Linked DNA regions of Homo sapiens: region 2 is linked to region 1. A link is an interaction called in ENCODE POLR2A ChIA-PET data of the cell type or tissue named here. Cell type or tissue: K562. All regions are shown on one strand.

Region 1 (2,500 bases):
CTAGACTCCAAGAGAAGCTCCCAGCCAAGTCTCCTGGAGACCACCGGAAATGAGTCATCACACTATAATCCACTGCCAAGTAATGATTCTGGATCCCGTCCACCAATTCACCCACAGACTTCATGTTCTCAGCAGCACAGTGATGTGACAGGAAGCATCATAGAAATGAGATTTCATTTAATGGCCTGAGAAGCTAAGGTTAGAATTGGGGTTCCGAACTGAAATACTTCCAAGGCCCAGCAGATAAGTGAGTAAAGTGGGTCCCTTAGCCTTGGTGTCAGGGAGACAATCCAGGATGGTGGGCCATAGAGCAAACCATGGAGTGCATACCCTGAGCAAGGGTGTAGCCACCCGACAGGTGGAGTCACTCAGCTCCACCCAAGTGTTGTCATTCAAGACTGTGGGCTCAGTGTTGTCGAAACGGCACATTTTAAAAAAGAGCAGCTTGAAATGCAGATTTTAGATTTCCTCATTTTTAAATGCTGGCAATTGTTCAAAAACAAGATGGACAAACAGAAAAATAAACCAAAACACTGTGAAGGACAAATAGCACATTGTGTGAAAACACAATGGAGCCCACAAGATGCAACCCTGGTGCCGAGATCTGCGGAAAGTGAAGAGAATTGAGAAGGAAGTTGCTGGGAGGACTAGAAAATCTCTATTAATCAGAATCCAGAGCACTCCACTGAGAGCACAATCCAGCTGCTGGAAATAGGATTTAAGTGGAAATTCCTCCCTCTCAGTGAATAACAAATATGATGCGTATTTTCCTGATTATGGTCTTTACGTCTTACATTTTCCAACTCTCTTGATATCCCCATTTTGCAGAGTTTCGGTAGAGAATCATTCTCTTGAATAGTAATCTAATCTAGTTGTGATTTGGGTTTGCTTTGGTATTGACATTTCCTAGAGAGCTCCAACAGATACAGATAAAAGCTGAGCTGCTGCGGTTAAATCTGGGGATGTGGTGATGGGGGCCCTGTATCCCTCGAGACTGTCCCTGAGACCTGTAGCTCTAGAATCTAGTCCTCATGACCTCAGACGTTCCTCCAAAAGTAAACTGTGTGTGAACTTGTGCTCCCTTGAGAAGCTGCCTTTAGGAAGGGTTTCAATTCTTTTAATATTTTATCAAGTTTAGTCCTCTTCTACATTTTTTTTTTAAGTTTTGCAAATTTTCATGGAGTTTTTTAAAGCTTTCATTGTTATTTCTCTGTTAACAACTACCACTATGAAAACTTGATTTTCTATTGAGTTTGGGTTTTTTTTTTTTTTTTTCAGACGGAGTTTCACTCTTGTTGCCCAGGCTGGAGTGCAATGGCGTGATGTCAACTCACCACAACCTCTGCCTCCTGGGTTCGAGCGTTTCTCCTGACTCAGCCTCCCAAGTAGCTGGGATTACAGGCATGCGCCATCACACCTGACTAATTTTGTGTTTTTAGTAGAGACAGGGTTTCTCCATGTTGGCCAAGCAGGTCTCGAACTACCAACCTCAGGGGATCCGCCCGCCTCGGCCTCCCAAAGTGCTGGGATTACAGGCATGAGCCATCGCACCTGGCCAGTTTTTTTTTTTTTTTTTTTTTCTAAGTGCAATGGGAAGCCACTCAAAGGGCTTTAAGCAGGGAAGTGACATTATCTGATTTTCGTTTTATAAAGATCCCTGCGGCTGCCGTCAGTGATTGTAGGAGGGCAGGAGTGGATGCAAGGACAGCAGACATTAGTGCAGGAGTTCAGGTGAAAGATGATAATAGCTTGGGCAGAGTGGTAGCAGTGGACATGGAGGGAGGTAGACAGATTTAAGATGTCTCGGAGACAGCTGATGGAATTTGCTGATAACTGGAATGGGAGTGACAATGACAAATAAAGGAACCTAGAATAAGCCCCAGAATTTTGCTTAAGCAACTGAGAGTTCAGCCATGGCAGATCTGTTAAGCACAAAAGTTAAACACAAATACAAATTCATACTGCATTGGACTCTTTTAAGCAGTGTCTTATAGAAAAAACATTTTATCTAGGGAAAAATGCAACAACAAAAACCACTGAAAACAAAAGCCTATGAATAAAAGCAGACCCGTTTTAGACTGGATGCACAAAACAAAAACACACAGGATTCTTGTGGTGGCGATGGGAGTAAGTGAAGACGTAACAGGTTGCAAGTTATTTTAAGGACTAAGACCCAATGTTCAGAAACCAAATCTTGTTCTTCCAGTGTGGATGCTTAGTCAAAGACTGTAAATTGTCTTCAAGCTGAGAGAGACCATGAAGAGAGAGGAGTGGCCACCTAACTAACCTTCCCAGTTTTTGGGAGCCAAACCTAGACCAGAATGTAGGTCTAAGTGACTCCCAATCCAGAGCTGTCTCCATTAGGCCAGGCTCTCACCCCAGCTCCAAACCAACTTCTAAAAACTTGTCCAAGAGTCCTCCTCTTCTTTAGAATTGGTAATCTTGGCAATTAAATTCAGCGTAGAAACACTCTCCTGAACATAATCAGCATGCTGGTTCT
Region 2 (2,500 bases), 210 kb after region 1:
AGCTGCTTGTCTGGAACAACTGGACACTGTGGAAGGGAAACACAAACCTTTAATGGGTGGTCAAACATACCTGACAAAGGTGCACTGTAGGAATACATCCGAATTTATTTAACATGCAGAAGGCTAGCTTGCTTCTCTTTCTTCTGCTTTTCTACTTATCTTTTGTCAAAGGCAAGTTTTTAAACTGTGGAAAGATATCATCTGATAAGAATGAAGACATGAGAAATTAGAAACCTGTAACCATTGCTGGTGGGTGTGTGTACTGGCTCAGATTTGGTGGGGTACAGAGGAGCCATCAATGAAAAACCTGTAAATGATGCATATCTATGATCCAGCAACACTTTTTTTTTTTTTTTTTTTGAGATGGAGTCTTGCTCTGTCGCCCAGGCTGGAGTGCAGTAGCGCAATCTCGGCTCACTGCAAGCTCCGCCTCCTGGGTTCACGCCATTCTCCTGCCTCAGCCTCCCAAGTACTTGGGATTATAGGTGTGTGCCACCACACCCAGCTAATTTTTGTTTTTTTTAGTAGAGATGGGGTTTTACCATGTAGCCTAAGCTGACCTCAAACTCCTGGGCTTAAGTGATTGGCTCACCTTGGCCTCCCAAAGTGCTGGGATTACAGGCGTGAGCCACCACACCTGGCCTGCTCCAGCAACACTTCTAAGGACGGTTTCTAAAGAAATGAGTGGATTGCTGCTCACATCTGTATGCACATGGATGTTTATAATAGTCATGCTTTGTAAACAACCTAGATGCCTAACCACAGAAAACTGTTTAAATTACTGCACATCCATGTAATGGAATACTATGCAGGGGTTTAAAATAATTGCATAGATATCTGCAAACATGAAAATATGTCCATGATACGTCATGATTAAAAAATAAGGTTCCTGGTCAAGTACCATGGCTCACGCCTGTAATCCCAGCATTTTGAGAGGCCAGGGCGGGCAGATCTCTTGAGCCCAGGAGTTCAAGACCAGCCTGGGCAACATGGCGAAACCTCATCTCTACAAAAAATACAAAAATTAGCTGGGCACGGTGGTGTGCACCTGTAGTCCCAGCTACTCAGGAGGCTGAGGTGTGAGGATTGCTGGAGCCAGGGAGGTAGAAGCTGTAGTGAGCCAAGATTGCACCACTGCACTCCCGCCTGTGTGACAGAATGAGACCCTGTCAAAAAAAAAAAAAAAAAAAGCTCCTAAAGTGCAATTTTAAAAAACAAATGATTACTTATAGCGAAAAGACTAGAGGACACATGCAAATGTGTACAGTATTTATCTCTGGGTAATAGAACTATGGGTGTTTTTCATTTTCTTCTTTTACACCTTTATGTAATGTGTTAATATTTTATCATTAGGGAAAAAAACAGCAAAGCTATTTTCAGCTTGAAATGAAAAAAGGTTGATAAAGGGGATTGGGGCTTAGGTGATTAAAGGCAAGCATGTGAGTCAGACATGGCCTCCCAGCCCCTGCCGGACTGTTGCGCTGTCGCCGGACACTCAAGTTGCTATCAGGAGCACTTTTCTCTGTCAAAGTGACTGGCTTTTGTCATGCAATCCCCAAGTTATAATGGGAGGGTAGGATAGGCCCCAGAGCAGTCAGCTGAGCCAGCCCCGCTCAGTGAGTCTGTCCTCTGGGGCTCGCCATGCCCCCAGCCTCCGCATGGGGAACACCATCAGGGCCCTCGTGGCCTTCATCCCTGCTGACCGTTGCCAGAACTATGTGGTCAGGGACCTCCGTGAGATGCCGCTGGACAAGATGGTGGATCTGAGTGGGAGCCAGTTACGCCGCTTCCCCCTGCACGTGTGCTCCTTCAGGGAGCTGGTCAAGCTCTACCTGAGCGACAACCACCTCAATAGCCTGCCTCCGGAGCTGGGGCAGCTACAGAACCTGCAGATTCTGGCCTTGGATTTCAACAACTTCAAGGCTCTGCCCCAGGTGGTGTGCACCTTGAAACAGCTCTGCATCCTCTACCTGGGCAACAACAAACTCTGCGACCTCCCCAGTGAGCTGAGCCTGCTCCAGAACCTCAGGACCCTGTGGATCGAGGCCAACTGCCTCACCCAGCTGCCGGATGTGGTCTGTGAGCTGAGTCTCCTTAAGACTCTGCATGCCGGCTCCAACGCCCTGCGTTTGCTGCCAGGCCAGCTCCGGCGCCTCCAGGAGCTGAGGACCATCTGGCTCTCGGGCAACCGGCTAACTGACTTTCCCACTGTGCTGCTTCACATGCCCTTCCTGGAGGTGATTGATGTGGACTGGAACAGCATCCGTTACTTCCCCAGCCTGGCGCACCTGTCAAGTCTGAAGCTGGTCATCTATGACCACAATCCTTGCAGGAACGCACCCAAGGTGGCCAAAGGTGTGCGCCGTGTGGGGAGATGGGCAGAGGAGACGCCAGAGCCCGACCCTAGAAAAGCCAGGCGCTATGCGTTGGTCAGAGAGGAAAGCCAGGAGCTACAGGCACCAGTCCCTCTACTTCCTCCTACCAACTCCTGAGGAGCTTC

What was found. Peaks named below come from ENCODE experiments on the same cell type or tissue, not always from the same donor. Only the 100,000 strongest peaks of a DNase experiment are listed, where the experiment ranks them.
Region 2: POLR2A ChIA-PET joins it to region 1 with 5 read pairs; 2 of 35 experiments call an interaction of 5 or more read pairs at or near these places.

The regions. Positions count from the first base shown.
Region 1 is chr12:69,819,634-69,822,133 of GRCh38, reverse strand. It overlaps RAB3IP (RAB3A interacting protein), which reads right to left. Exons shown (of 11, transcript NM_022456.5): 11 at 1-2,500. Among named protein-coding and RNA genes, the nearest start is that of MYRFL, 4.3 kb to the left of the region's middle. In K562, no CTCF peak of the experiment used is centred here; no DNase peak of the experiment used is centred here.
Region 2 is chr12:69,609,997-69,612,496 of GRCh38, reverse strand. LRRC10 (leucine rich repeat containing 10) reads left to right here and starts at 1,590. Exons shown (of 1, transcript NM_201550.4): 1 at 1,590-2,500. The coding sequence starts at 1,659. The coding sequence ends at 2,492. In K562, no CTCF peak of the experiment used is centred here; a DNase peak (open chromatin) is centred at 1,486.